Linked DNA regions of Homo sapiens: all the other regions are linked to region 1. The links are chromatin contacts, found by Hi-C or POLR2A ChIA-PET in ENCODE. All regions are on one chromosome and are shown on one strand. Each heading gives the region's core, a stretch centred on a gene start or an enhancer-like site at or near the end of the contact. The rest is flanking DNA. Distances are from core to core; before and after follow the strand shown. Region 1 has its middle 54 kb from the start of PKDCC. Region 2 holds the start of MTA3 (metastasis associated 1 family member 3). Region 3 has its middle 160 kb from the start of LINC01913.

Region 1 (4,871 bases), core at 1,463-3,962:
TTACTGTAAGGCAAGCACAATTCTAGACAGCAGGTTTGGATGTGTATCCCCTCTAAATCTCATAATGAATCGTAATCCCCATTGTTGGAGGTGGGAAGGTGTCTTGGTCATGGGGGTGGGTCCTGCATGGCTTGGTGCTCTCCTCACCATAGTGAGTTCTCACGAGATCTGGTCATTTAAAAGTATGTGGCACCTCTCCCCCCATGCTCTCTCTTGCTCCTCCTCTGGCCATGTGAGATGACAGCTTCCTCCTTTGCCCTCCACCATGATTGAAAGCTCCCTGAGGCTTCACCAGAAGCTGAGCAGATGACAGCACCATGCTTCCTGTAAAGCCTGCAGAAACATGAGCCAATTAAACCTCTCTTCTTTATAAATTGCTTAGTCTCGGGTATTTCCTTATAGCAACGGGAAACTGGCCTAAGACAGTAGGTCCACAAAGTTAATAAAAGATTTAGCCAATCTCTGCCCTTATAGAGCTATTGTCAAGCTGGGGAGATAAGTTCACAAGCAAATATTCATGATCCAGTGTGAAAAGTGCGATCACGTGGCCGTGGAAGCAGATGGAAGGAGTAGAAGTTGCGGGGATCAAGGAATAATTCATAGAGAATAGACGCCATTGGAGCTGGAAACCAGAGAAGGGCAGGAGGGTGTCAGTACAGCAGTCTGCAGCGGGAAGGGTTTAGGGGTGCAGGGCAGATGGTAACGCCTCTCAAACGCCACTCTTGACTGGATCTGACATCCTAGTGGAGACTGATGGAGGAAAGAGATCATGGATCCATCAATCAGTCCCTGTTCCAAGTGCCAGGGGCCACCTTCCTAGCAGATGTTATAGGGGACCCAATCTAAGACCCTCAATTCACCTTCCCCTCTTCCACTTCCCCAGCCAAATCATGTTTTTGCTTGTGTCCGGGGGAAGCTGGGAGCTTTCTCAAGCTAACCCAACCCCCAGGTTTTCCATCTTCTCATGCCTCCACTCCCCAGTATAGTGTAAAGCGGCCTCCTCACTCAGGCCCAGGTCAAGACTGACCTCAGTGCCACCCTCCCGGCTCTGCCTCTAAACTTCACCCACCACAATGCAGCCAACAATCTCACAAGGGGCCGGCCTCTCTCTCAGGGCAAGCCTCATCCCCTAGAAGCCGACTCCGCCTGGCCCACCATGCCTGCAGCAGAAAGGCCTGAGGCTGGGCCTAGAACACTGAGGACGTCAGTGGCCAGGACTTTCCAAAGCTGAAACTGGGACCTGCGGAGGCCTCACTGTCCGGAGCAGCGTCCAGGTCCTCAGCATCCTCTTCGCTGGGCCCCACGCGTGTCGTGCGCCACCCCAGAAGGCAGGGCCTGATTCGGATCAGCAGGGGCTGCAGGGCCGCTCTGCAGGTGGGTGACTCAGGCCCCTCTTGAACCCTTAGGCCTGAGGCAGAGACTGGGCAGGAGGCTGGGCGTGGCCGGGGAGCCCCTTCACGTGCTCCCCTTCTCGAGGGTTCACGGGGCTCTGGAGGCCCAGATGCTGGCAAAGTGGCGGGAGCGCTCCAGGGACGAGGACTCAGGTCGGGGCGCCCCCGCCAGCGCCAGGATCCCCGCTCACCCTCCGCCGCGCCCCGCCCCCGCCCCGACACACTGGGGGAGCCCCGCCCTCCCCGAGGCCCGCGCGGCGCCGCAGGAGGAATCCCAGCCATTTCCTCCACGCTGCGCGGTATGTGGCCTGCCCGCCGCCAACCGCAGCGCGAGCCGGTCCCCAGCCGCGCCTGGCAGCTGCCCCGGCTCCGCCGTGCTGCTCGGGATTCCGGGAAGGCCGCCCCCTCGTCCCGGGCCACCAGACCGGCCTTTCCAGCGGCTCCAGGCCCGTGCAGTCCCGCCGGACGCCGGCTACACCACGCGCCGCTGCTGGAACCTCTCCCAGCCCCGCGTGGCCGCCCCCGGCCCAGGCACCCCCTCCCCGGAACGCCCCCGACGGCCCCTCGCGTCCGAGCTGGAAACTGAAGTTGACGCTTGCTCCGTCACCCTGGGGCAAATTGCTTTGCCTAAGCCTCAGTTTCTCCATCTGTGAAATGGGGACGTTGGCAGGAGTGCCTGTCTCGTTGTGCTGCCCGAGGGGTGAATGAGAAAAGGAAAGCGTTGGACTACTGTCAACGCGATTTTCATTTCCCTAGGTACCACGAGGGTCCTGGCTTTTCGCACAGGATCTTAGCACCCACCCTGCCCCTCGCCTCTCCTCCAGCCCAGTTGCCGGTGGAGCAAGCAGGCCGGGCTTTGCGAGTGGGCAGAGGAGAGGGCTGGGGCCTGCCCAAGACTGCGCCCTGCACAGATTAAACAATGCCTGAAGGTCCCACGACACAGCCTTCCTCGAGATTCACCGTTGCCCTCTCCTCAATCACTAGGTTCTTGAAAGACCCAAAGGACAGTTATTTACATTTTTTTTAAATGATGTCATCGCAGTCTGAGAGCAGCCAGACACGTAGTGATCAGGGAAAGTCGAAAGTGCAGATGGGTTCGCAAACGTGGACTCTCTAGTTTTGGGTCTGCAGATGGGGCCGGCCACCACGTGCTCTCTGAGTTCTCTTTCCAAGTACAGATCCCTCCGGAGACGGAACATTGTTCCGCCTTTAATTCTTCCCAGGAGCTGCGGAGGAAGGCGTGAGAACCGGAGCCCGGGGTGACTTGCGGGGGAGGGGATCGCTTCCCCGTCGCCCACACCTGCCTAACCCACGCCCACGGCGGCCGCAAAGGCGACACCGCGTGAATCTGGAAAGCCCCGAGTTTCAACAGGCCCAACCATCGGCGGCTTTGCAGGCGCAGCACCAAGTGCTGCTCTGCCTGTGTTCCCCCAGACAGCCCCTGGTTGTGATTTGTCGTTTCCAGTCCAGCTAGAGTCCCAAGGCCAAGAACTAGACCCTTGCAGCGAGATCCGCGCCCCCCCCCACCCCACCCCGCCTCATTCTCCACAGGCGCCACAGCCACAGGCCGCATAAATAAATCCAGGTGGAGGCAGACCCAGAAACCCAGGTGCTATAAATATCCCAGCCCAGCCGGGAGACTGACCTCCCAGGCAGCCCCTCGCCCCCACCCGCCCTAGACCAGCACTTCCGGCCACCACAGCGCTGAGGGCGGATCTCCCCGCGGTGGGAGGAGCGGGCTCCACCAGGATGCAGGCCTGGCTTCCCTTTCTTTCTTCTCCTGGGAGCCTCTGGCGGCCCAACCTGAGGGCTTGCCCTCTTCTCTGGAACCACCTCCCTAACTCTCAATCGCATACCTCTCCCTCCCTCCCCCTGGTATTTTTAGAGAGGCCTTCTCTCAGGGACCCCATACTGCGACCAGACTTCAAGAAATGCTGACTTCTCTTTCTAGATGAATAAGCATAGTTGGAAGGCAACAACCTCAATCAGAGTTTACAATCTAAAATTTGATTCTAAACTTTTTCTTTTTGAAACAGTCTTGCTCTGTCACCCAGGCTGGAGTGCAGTGGCGTGATCATGGCTCACTGCAGCTTTGACCTCCCAGGTTCAAGCGATCCTCCCATCTCAGCCTCCCTAGTAGTTGGGACTACAGGCGCTGTGCCACCATGCCCGCCTGGCTAATTTTGTGTTTGTTTGTTTGTTTGTTTTTGTTTTTGTTTTTTTTTTTGAGACGGGGTTTCACTATGTTGCCCAGGCTGGTCTCGAACTCCTGGGCTCAAGCGATCTGCCCACCTCAGCCTCCAAACATGCTGGGATTACAGGTTTGAGCCACTCTGTCCAGCCCTTGATTCTACATTTTTAATAGCATTTTTTATGTGATTAAAACACAGGCTGGAGGCAGAGTAGACCTAAAAGAGGGGAAAGAAGAAGCTGAAGGCATATGCAAAGAAGAGATAGAGCCACACTAGAAAAGAAAGCTGCTCTACCAGAAGGCTGGTACCTAGGAACTCAGTGGGACTTTCTGAGCCCAGTCTCCTGGGTCTGGGACTTGGTGTGGTGCAGTTCAATAAATCCCTATTGTGGGGGGGGGGCGGGGTAGAAAAGATGTGAGATACCTTTCCTCACCCTTCATAAGGGTCATTGCTATAGCAAAAGACTGATTAACAAGAGAAAAGCATAGCAAATTTACCGAATCAAAGTTTTATGGGACACAGGAGCCTTCAGAAATGAAAACCCAGTGACCCAGGGAAAACTGTCTATTTTTATGCCTAGGTAGAAATACACACTGTCCATTCTTCGTTGAACCTAAGCATAAAAATAGACAAAAGGATGCGATCTAATGGTAACAGACTGAGGGGAGAAACCCAGCAAGGCCTGTCTGTTCAGATTCTTCTTGGCCTCTCTGAGCAGCATTCCTTCCTCCTGGGTGTGGGGCAGGGGCTTTCTGGAGCACGGGTCTTATAACTCACAGTCAGAGGTAGATCAGAGAATCTCTTCATGGCCAGTGCCTACACAGAAAGGCAGGGGGAACTTAGAGTAACAGTTCTAGATTTTATGGCTTGCTTTGGGGGAAAGGGATTCTAGTTATTATGACCTGCCATAGGGAAGAGGAATTCTAGTTTCTATGAATTCAGGGAGAAGAAGGGGTGGGAAATAGGGCAAGAGAAGTTCAGAGAGAGATTTTACTTCTGAGACTGCTTCTAAGGCCTTCCAATCTCCTTTAGTTCAAAGTACTCAGCACGCCAAGGCATTATACTTTGACTTATCATTTTCTGAGCCCCAGCAAAATTTAAAACATAGTGAGTGAGTCTTCTAAACATGAAGTCACACCCCATTTCTGATGTAGAAGCTTACACTTTAGGAACTGCTACGGAAGCACTTTGCAAGCGCCATCTCACTGAATACTACTTAGAAGGAACTATTAACTCCCCGTTTTACAGATTAAAAATCTGAGTTTAGAGAGACTAATTAACTTGCCCG
Region 2 (4,871 bases), core at 1,607-4,106, 470 kb after region 1:
GGCAGATCACTTGAGGTCAGGAGTTCCAGACCAGTGTGGCCAACATGGTGAAACCCTGTCTCTACTAAAAATACAAAAATTAGCCAGACGTGGTGATGGGCACCTGTAGTCCCAGCTGCTTGGGAGGCTGAGGCAGGAGAATTGCTTGAGCCTCGGAGGTGGAGCTTGCAGTGAGCCGAATCCGAATCGTGCCATTGCACTCCAGCCTGGGCAGCGAGAGCGAAACTCCGTCTCAAAAAAAATTTTTTTTTCTACCATAAGCCTTTGAGGTAGGTATCAACCAGTAGTCATATTTTGTAACCCCTCTTGAGGCTCAGAGGGGTTAAGTAACTTGCTCAAGGTCTTTATAGTTAAACTGCCAAACTAGGAGTGAAGTTAGGGCTGGTTGATGACAAGTTTGTGGTCTAAACCATGTAGCTAAGAAGGGAGAGGCGCCTTTGCTTTTTTAAAGGTGCAGGCTTTCCACCCGTCTTTGGTTGAAAGGTTTCTTTCAATCTACAAACATTTGCTGAACTCCTTTATGTGTGAACCTCTCTGGAATTAGGACATATAAAAGTTTCACAAAGTCCTTGTATTCAGCTCTTCTGATTCTTTGAGTCCACGATTTGTTGGTATTTATTCTTCAGATACTGAGCATCTACTGTGTCAGCTCAGAAATGTAGAGGACATTGGCCTAGGAGCTGGACATGGAAGAGACTAATATATAGAATCTAGAGCAAAAAACGGTTCTAAGGCCTGCCACCATCATTACCTCCTGCTAGTCCCCTTCAAGTCTTTGAGGCCTTTCATGGGGGGCTTCTGGATGAGGCTGTTCCTAAGGGGACATAGGGAGGAGTTTTCTCGGCATCTTTCACCATTTATTGTGGTTAGCACAGTCATCATAAACACCTGGCAAGAGCACTAAGCTTGGGAAATGAGACAGGCACACAATGAATTAACAAAAACAGGGAAAGATTTCGAAGGAGGAGAAATTGCTTATGAAAAATTAATGGGAAAACATCCTAAAGCTTGTGATCCACTTCTTTGCACTTTATGGTTTCTAGGTGGCTTTTGTACTTGGAGAAACACTGTGGTTCAGAACATTCTAGGCCAGAGGAAAGGGCTGATTCATAATCCCAAAATTGCTGCCAGTTTACTGTGTGATTCCAGGTGAATTATTCAACCCTATTTATGTGTCAGCTCAGAAATGGAGTGATGTCAGTTTTGTCAGAATGTTTTTGGTGGGATCTCTGGTAAATGTTGAATGACAGCTATGCAATGTGTGGAACAGAACACTTTTGCTTTCTTCTTTGGGTCAGAATTTGACACATGGCTCAGAATTTGACACACAGCAGAGAACCCTTGGGAATCTGTGGTTTTCTGGGGTTAAAAAGAAAGCAAGAGACACCTGTTATTTGCATGGTGCTCTGTGTTCCCTGGTTTACAAAGCATTTTCAGATATCATCGCAACTGATCCTTACCACACCTGTGAAGGGGGAACTCACGTCCCCATTTTATAGACGAGGAAACAGGTCATAGAGTCAATGTAATTCAATAGTGCTTTATTTTTTATTTTTATATTTTGCCTCAGCTATGCACAGTTTTTTCATCTCAATACTTTGTGATAAGTGACCATCACAAATGTCATCACCAAACCACCAAAACACAACCTTCTTTTCTGGGGGCACCTCTTAGCCCCGCACAGACCTTAAACCCAGAGTCGACAGCACACAGCTGTGTATCACCACACATTCCAAACAAGCCACCACACCAAGAAATCTTCTTCGTGTTTATTATGCAGCAATGTCTGGGAGTACTTTGGAATGGACTGGCTTCTCTAAAGAAAGTTATTTGTGTTCATTTGGGGGATCGCCAGCTAAGATTCAACGTTGTTTTTTTTTTTTTGTATCTGTGAGAGTAGGAAGGCCGTGAAAACAGAGGTTGTTTAGAGAATTGGCCTGGGACAATAACCATTTAGAAGCTTTAGGCACGTAACCAGTTAAGTGTCCATCGACATGAAACTGATTGAATACAATCTCCTCTGTTTGGGGGTGGTGGTGATTGTGAACTGTAGGGCCCTGTTCCCCCATGGACAAAGGAAGCCCCTCACTCCTAAAGGTCCCTTTTCCCAGCAGAACAGGCCCTGCATATACAGTGCCCGTCTAGAGCCAGGGCCTCCATCTGGGTGTTGGACAGTTGGTTCTGCTCAGCCCAGTTTTGGGGTAAACGATGACGCAGTTAGGGTGGCCTAGGAAGGGAGTTTTTCTACCTCTGTCCCCAGCTGGGTCTCTGGCGAGGCGGGAAGCACCCGGAATCTTCCTGGCCCTAGAGCCTGCAGGCTCCAGGCCGGCCCCTTGAATCTCACCGCGAGGAAGGCACCCTGCTGCCTGCACTTATTTGCATCCAAGAGTTTGCATTGAGACTGGCGCTTGCCTACTAGGGCAGCCACAGGGGGGTTCCCCAGGGACAGAGGTAGGGAAGGAGGACCTGTCTTGGGGTGGACAGGTGACGGGGTACCCTGGGTGGGGGAAGAGGTGCTGGGGAGAGGCTAAGCCCCAGCCCCCACTCTAATTCTCTAACAGCCCCTGGTCCGCATTTGAGTGCAGGCCTCTGCCTCAGCCAGGACCCTGACCCCAGGGCCCTCCACTTCCAGCAAGGCCCCCCACCCTCCCTCCCACTCCCACTCCCTTTCCCCTCCCCCTCCCCCCCAATTCCCGCTGGCCCCGCAGCGCTCCAGCCTCCCCGGGCCTCCCCCGGCCCGGCCCACTCGGCCTTGCTAGCCTGGCGCTGGGGGCGGGCACCAGCCCCCACCCCTCGGCGTACCATCCCCTTTACTTCCCCCACCCCCTGTCCCCTCCCTTCCCTCCCTTCCCCCCCGTGGCGAGGCAGCAGCGACGGCGGCGGCGGCAGCGGCGGTCGCGGCTGAGGCTGAGGAGGAGGCGGCGGCGGCGGGCGGGGCTCGGCTCGGGCTCCGCGGGCGGGCGGGCGGACATGGCGGCCAACATGTACCGGGTCGGAGGTAGGCAGGCTCGGCCCGACCCGGCCCGTGTGGGAGCGGGTTCCGGGAGCGGGGGGCCGGGGCGAGTGCACGCCAACTGCCGGGAGCCAAGGGCGCCGGGGCTGAGGTCGCAGTGGGCTGGGGCGCCGGGGCCCGCAGAGGGGCCGGGACTCCCCACCCCCACCCATCCCTTCCCCTCCCCCCACGCGGGCTCGCGAGGGCCCGGGGCCACCTTCACCCTCGCACCCCGCCCAGTGTTTAGGGCCAGGCCTCTACTTGGGGGTACGAATTACCAGACACCCCCCTCCACGAAACCCTCATCGGGGTAGGGCCCGTCGAGCCCCCTGAGAAGGTGGCCTTCTTGCGTGGCTTCTAGGCGCTGGAGAGGATGAGGGGACATCCCCTCTCCTGCTTCTTCCCCACTCAGTGGGAGCCTGGGGTGGGGGTGGGGGTGGGGGCGGTGGGGGCCCAGCCAGGGGCCCAGCTGGACGGGCCTGTTTGCGTGCCGGGGCCCTGCACCTCCCCTTCCTCGGCCCCCCTCCTTTTCGTTTCTGGTCCAGTCCCCCACGAATGGGGCTTCGTGGGAGCTGGGAACCTCAGCCGGAGGTGGGGAGTTGAGCTCTGCCTGGACGTTTGCTCTGCTGCCTGCCTCCTTCCCAGTCTTCTGCGGAAGAGAGAAATAAGGTCAAACAAACTTTCTCCCTACTCACGACGCCCTCCTCCCTCTTTCCTGGTAAAATAATAATTCAGATAAGTGGCGTGTTTGTATGAGAGACTGGCTCTTCCTTCTCTGCTCATTAGCCGAGCTTCTGATGGATGGTGGTGGGAATGGCCTGGCTAAATGAGGCCACTTTGCAGAAGAGAGCGGCGAAAGAGCCACTAAGATAGACAATAACAATGCAGCTGCCTTTCGGATAAACACACAGTGGGAAGTTTCCAGCAAGCCTATTAGATGAGAGGAAAAGCCACACTTGAAAAATTTTATCCTTTTAGTTGAAAGCCTGCAGCAATTTCTTAATCACAAGACATTAAATGGATCTGGATTAAATATGGTAAAAGGGTAAAAAAGATGCTGATATCACCCCCAGAACACTTTGCCTCTTAGAAGTGATCCCCCGGCCCCCTTTTTTCCTCATCTTCCCAGGTAAAACTGTGGAAAAGTTTGTCAGCGTTCTTCCTCTTAACCTGTTCTGCTCATCTGATTTTTTTTTTTTTTTTTAAGTAGTGATTGAAATGTAGGTTGGACTGTGAAGCCTTTCTCCCTGCTCTGAATGTGTCTTAGGTCAATAGTTTTATGTGAGAAGCAGCCTGCAGGGCAAATTGTATTGGAGGAAAAAGATGTGGAAGTAGTTATAGTACAGAGGACACATGTTTAGCGTGCCCTGACTACACAGTGATAAGAGGTGTCTTTTTTGTTTATTATTAAAGAAATGACGTATTGGGACAGAAGTCTAGGAGAAACTGATAAAACATTAATTGAAATGAAAATGCCAAGAAAATAAAGGTCTGTGAATAGTAGGCACGTGAGAGGATATATTAAGGCTGCATTATTATGTTTGCTTTTACCAGTGAATGAATTATGAGCTTAATTTCAAACGTGAAATGCCTAACATAAAAAGTCTTGGATTGACAAATCTGAACTTTCTGTTAAAAAGATTAAGTTCTGTACTTCCTTTAATTACAGATTATGTCTACTTTGAGAATTCCTCCAGCAACCCATACCTAATAAGAAGGATAGAAGAACTCAACAAGGTATACACTGAGTGTTCTTAATTTTAATATTAAAAATATTTATTTTCCCTTGATGGGTAATTGGGTAAAGGGTGGCCTGGTGTGGGGGCTCATGCCTGCAATCCCAGTAAATTGGGAGGCCTGGCGAGTGGATAGCTTGAGC
Region 3 (4,871 bases), core at 1,567-4,066, 390 kb before region 1:
GTGAAGGCCTTTTAATGCCAAGAATATTGGGAGATAAATAGAGGTGATAAAATAAATAAATCCATGGTATCAATATTTTTAAGTGGCTTAAGGAATCTGATACATCAAAGCATCTGGCAGATTAGTCTGATCATCCCAATTTATATATAAATAATTGATTTTTAGATATGATTTTAAGTTAAAAGATATAAATGATTTGCTTATGTTTGTATATACTATTAGAATATATCAAAGAACTTGAGATTTACAATATTTATAAACGTACTAAATTAACTAGAGCATTTTAGGTACTTACAGATGAATAACTTGTTAAGTGTTTGGCTCTTCAGAAAAGCAAGTCCATTAAAGTTTAAAATGTTTAAGGGAGCAAAATTAATCAAGTTAATTAATAAACTCTTTTAAAGTGATTGGTAACATTTACTGGATTTATAAATAGTAATTATGAGTTGAGTAATCATTGTTCAATTGAAAATATTTTTAGTTGGTAATTTTAATACACCAAATTCTGATTTAGAAAACAAAAATAACTGCAAATACACTTCTCTGTGAACGTCAGCCCCAGTGCCACTAAAATTCACATGACCTCTCTGACCCTGTGTTTCCTTTGATTCTGGGGTCTCAGCATTTGATCTCTGCAGAACAATAATCCTGATCCGTAAGAGTTAGCTTTTCAGAAGGAGGAAAAATCATTTACACATCAAATGTGAATCTACTTCCTTACTATATTTAATCTCCAGGAATGGACTCATAAAATAATAAAAGCCCCAGTTCAAATTAGTATCTGGTATTTCATTCCATTATCAAAAACCATGACCACATAATCTACTGGTTGGTAGAAAGGGAAGTCCTTCTCTGTTTAGACTTGAGCTCTGTGTAGATCAAGTTATGGTTGTCTGGATTGCCATCTGTATTAATCAAAATTAATACACAGAGGTTCTCTCACTCCATGTACATTTAATTTTTTAGAAAGGCTAAAACACATGGTTGCAGAATCAAATATAAATATTTACAACTGGAGTCCAATATAATCAGAGCTGATGGAAGATGGAACTTAGACAGAGGAAGGAAATGTATAGAATGTGGTAGGAATGGTAACATCCTAAAATGAGGGGTTAAGACATATAATTGAGATATTATTGAAGCTAAAGAACCAGAAACAAAGCTTCAAGGACATTATTTAAAGTTATAAAAGTAACTGGCTGGGTGCAGTGGCTCGCACCTGTAATACCAGCACTTTGGGAGGCAGAGGCATGCGGATCACCTGATGTCAGGAGTTCGAGACCAGCCTGGCCAACATGGTGAAACCCAGTCTCTACTAAAAATACAAAAAATTACCCAGGCTTTGTGGCAGGCACCTGTAATCCCAGCTACTTGGGAGGCTGAGACAGGAGAATCTCTTGAATCTGGAGGCAGAGGTTGTAGTAAGCCAAGATCACGCCATTGCACTCCAGCCTGGGCAACAAGAGTCAAACTCCGCCTCAAAAAAATAAATAAATAAATAAATAAATAAAAATAAAGTTATAAAAGTAGCCAATAAAAGAACTAAAATTATAAGTATAAATTATGTATAATACAAATACATGTATATATCTAAAAGCATTAGAAAGAAAACATGAGGAGAGAGCTGTGTGTAAGCAACCTTTTTTTCCTATCAAAGACGAAATACATGTTATTACATAATATATATCTAAATAACTACACACTATATATTATAAATCAAGAAATATTACCTGGAGGGCCACTGTGCAATATAGTGGCCACCAATCACATGTGGGTGTTGGGCACTTAAATTGTCATCTGCTGCAAGTTTAAAATATACAACCAATTTCAAAAACAACATAAAAATGAAAACTATCTCATTAATAATCTTTATATTATGTGTTGAAATAATATATTGGATATACTAGGTTAAATTAAATATATTATTAAAATTCGTTTTATATGTGTACTTTTACTTTTTTGGTGTGCCTGTAATTTAAAATGGTATATATGGCTCACATTAGATTTCCATTGGACAGGACTAATCTAGAGTTTTGGCACTAAACATCAGCACTAAAAATACAAGTAGTTACAAGAAGTGGCCTCCAGGAACCAGAACTGAGGGAAGAAGCTACACGGGACTGGAGCCAGTTGCTTTTCTCAGAAACCCTTCTGTAATATTTGAATCATTATCTTAAGCATACCTTTCTTTGCAAATTTAAAAAGATTAAAATGTCATAAATGTAGAAAGCAAATAAGGCCATAAAGGTAAAAATAATAATAATAATAATTGTGATGAGAGGGCAGGAGACGGGGTGGGAGGGAATATGGCTGTGATGGACATCATCCACGTGCAGGACAGAATCACAGAGGCCACCCTGTAGGTCAGCCTGGCAGCATTCAGCGTCCTTGTGGGCTGGCCCATGTCAGTAGCTTTCACGAACAAAACACAGTCACCCAGGCCAGGTGCAGTGGCTCACACCTGTAATCCCAGCACTTTGGGAGGCCGAGGCGGGCGGATCACGAGGTCAGGAGATCAAGACCATCCCGGCTAAAACGGTGAAACCCCGTCTGTACTAAAAATACAAAAAATTAGCCGGGCGTAGTGGCGGGCGCCTGTAGTCCCAGCTACTCGGGAGGCTGAGGCAGTAGAATGGCGTGAACCTGGGAGGCGGAGCTTGCAGTGAGCCGAGATCCCGCCACTGCACTCCAGCCTGGGCGACAGAGCGACACTCTGTCTCAAAAAAAAAAAAAAAAAAAAAAAACCACACACACAGAGTCACCCAGTCTCATTTCAGTTTCAGTTTCATCTTTGTCAGGCCCAGCCTTGGTCTCCAGTCCTGACTCTTATAATGACCTTTCTCTCCACCCCACGGCCCAATAGTCACATCTTCCACATTGTCCTAGAAATCATGTCATTTCCAATTTCTAGAAGGTCCTTGGCATCCAAAGCAATTCTGGGGTCCTGAGTCAACATCTTCCTCCTATAACCTCTTTCTCTTTTTCCTGTTTTTCCAAAAGGAAACCAATGCTCCTAAAAGTATTTTCTTAAGCAAGCTCTCAGTTGCAGAGAGCTCTGAGTCCCTAACATTTGGACCTTTTACTGTTTTCTCACATGTTAAACACTGTATCCCAATGTCTAAAATAGTAAGAAGGTCAATCCACACAGAAAATGCATTCGTGCAGTAAAAATTTATGAATGCCTACGGGTGCTGAGCACTGATCCAGGGAGCGGTACTCCAGGTAATATTTCTTGATTTATAATACATAGTGTGTAGTTATTAGATATATTATGTAATAACATGTATTTTCCTCTTTGACAAGGGATGGCAATGAACAAGACATCATCTGCTCTCTTAGAACTTACCTTTAGTGGGAGAGACAGATAAAAAGTAAACAAATATATACATAACTTTAAGTAATACATGCTTTTTATATTTTTATAATTTCATCAGAAAAATATGTAGATTAATGAGAGAGAGGGTGACGGGGTGAGGGGCAGAGGTGTCTATTTTAGAGATTTCTTACTGAGAAAGTGTGATTGGAGGGGACACTGAATGGAAAGGACCTAGCTACGCAAAAACCTGTAAGGAAGGTAAGTAACATTCCAAGTAAAGGGTGGCAGTGTCACAGGGCTTCAGATGGGAACGGACTCAGAGTATACAAAAGCTGCACGAAGGCAGGTGGGGCTGAGAAGAGCAGGTGAGGAGCAGAGCGGAGCCAGAGAGGCACAGAGGCAGCCTGCAACTGAGGGAGGGCTCTGTGGGCCCTGGTGAGGACTAGATTTTATTCCAAATACCACGGACTCTAGCAGGTTTGGAGCAAGGAGTGAATTGGCAGGACTTTTGATTTACTGACTGGTTTTCTTTCAGAACTATAAGTAATTAGTAAAATAAGTAAATTTTTTTTAAAAACCCTCCCCTTTTTTCCTTCTTTACTTTCAAAGTTAATTAAATAACAAGCATTAAGCCAGGCACAGTGGCTCATGTCTGTAATCCCAGAGTTTTGGGAGGCCAAAGTGGGATAATCACTTGAGGCCAGGAGTTCAAGACCACCCTGGGCAACATAGCGAAACCCTGTCTCTACAAAAATAAAAATTAGCTGGGCATGGTGATGTGCACCTGTAGTCCCAGCTACTCAGGAGGCTACAGTGGGAGGATGCTTGAGCCCAGGAGTTCAAGGCTGCAGTGAGCTAGGATTGTGCCACTGAGACCCTATCTCTAAAACAAAAAGTAGTAAAAAATAGGAATTATTAAATCAGAATTCATTATTCAGAATAAATTTTGAATTACCCTGGATCAACAAACAGACAGCTGACACTTATAGGACTGTCATTTTTCACTGCTGTATGCCCTTTGCAGGGGAACTTGGGTTTCGTACCTAATGTTTTCCAACTTAAGTTTTTACTGAGCCCTTTCTACAGAGCAGTACTGTGCTAGGCACTTGTTTACATGACCCCATCTCATTCGCAAAACATCCCTGTGATTAGTAAAATTACCCCAGTCCATATTTGAAGAAACAAATGCAGAGATGAAACTACTTGTCTCAGATTTTATGTCAATAAATGGCAGAGCCTAGATGCACACAGCTTTTCTGATGCAAAGCTCCACGCCACACTGTTTTTTATAGCCCTCTTATCAGCCATAATAGGTTTTTCTAGCATTTTAAAGGACAAATATCGAAATGAATCATCTATTTCGAGTTAAATAGTGGTTAATTGTCATCAGTTCCTGACAGTAAGTTAGAGATTCAGCAACGTAGGATAATTTGCTTGCAATTATGCAATTTGGTAGTGGCCAAGCTGGGATAATTATTAGATTTTCCCAAATGCTCCCATTGTTATTCAAGCCCATCTTTGAAAATTCAAAAGCAGAAAGACATAAATTAAACCT

What was found. A loop is a pair of places that touch in the nucleus more often than their neighbours do. ChIA-PET counts read pairs that join two places held with the same protein, here RNA polymerase II (POLR2A). Pooled maps may share reads with other maps.
Region 2: a map of B cell shows a loop between it and region 1 (12-fold over the local background). The contact joins the promoter of MTA3 here to the enhancer-like site in region 1. A Hi-C loop is called at or near these places in 1 of 168 maps with a recorded cell type or tissue (B cell), 6 of 37 single-sample maps with no recorded cell type and 13 of 50 pooled maps. POLR2A ChIA-PET finds 5 or more read pairs at or near these places in 3 of 52 experiments (CD4-positive, alpha-beta T cell, activated B cell and activated CD4-positive, alpha-beta T cell).
Region 3: a map with no recorded cell type shows a loop between it and region 1 (8-fold over the local background). The contact joins two enhancer-like sites. A Hi-C loop is called at or near these places in 5 of 37 single-sample maps with no recorded cell type and 3 of 50 pooled maps.

The regions. Positions count from the first base shown.
Region 1 is chr2:42,099,724-42,104,594 of GRCh38, forward strand. No RefSeq gene overlaps it. Among named protein-coding and RNA genes, the nearest start is that of PKDCC, 54 kb to the left of the region's middle. RefSeq lists silencers at 1-18, 1,542-1,921 and enhancers at 1,282-1,361, 1,580-2,407, 2,332-2,851. Within about 2 kb of position 2,713, at least 34 of the 41 ENCODE cell types and tissues checked have a DNase peak (open chromatin) inside an H3K27ac peak, as active enhancers do; they include B cell and CD4-positive, alpha-beta T cell, where a contact is called at or near this core.
Region 2 is chr2:42,565,776-42,570,646 of GRCh38, forward strand. It overlaps MTA3 (metastasis associated 1 family member 3), which reads left to right and starts at 2,857. Exons shown (of 17, transcript NM_001330442.2): 1 at 2,857-2,998; 2 at 4,662-4,729. The coding sequence starts at 2,971. RefSeq lists an enhancer at 2,105-2,244 and silencers at 2,485-2,534, 2,595-2,644, 2,915-3,074, 3,135-3,214.
Region 3 is chr2:41,713,020-41,717,890 of GRCh38, forward strand. No RefSeq gene overlaps it. Among named protein-coding and RNA genes, the nearest start is that of LINC01913, 160 kb to the right of the region's middle. RefSeq lists an enhancer at 2,810-2,919. Within about 2 kb of position 2,817, at least 5 of the 41 ENCODE cell types and tissues checked have a DNase peak (open chromatin) inside an H3K27ac peak, as active enhancers do.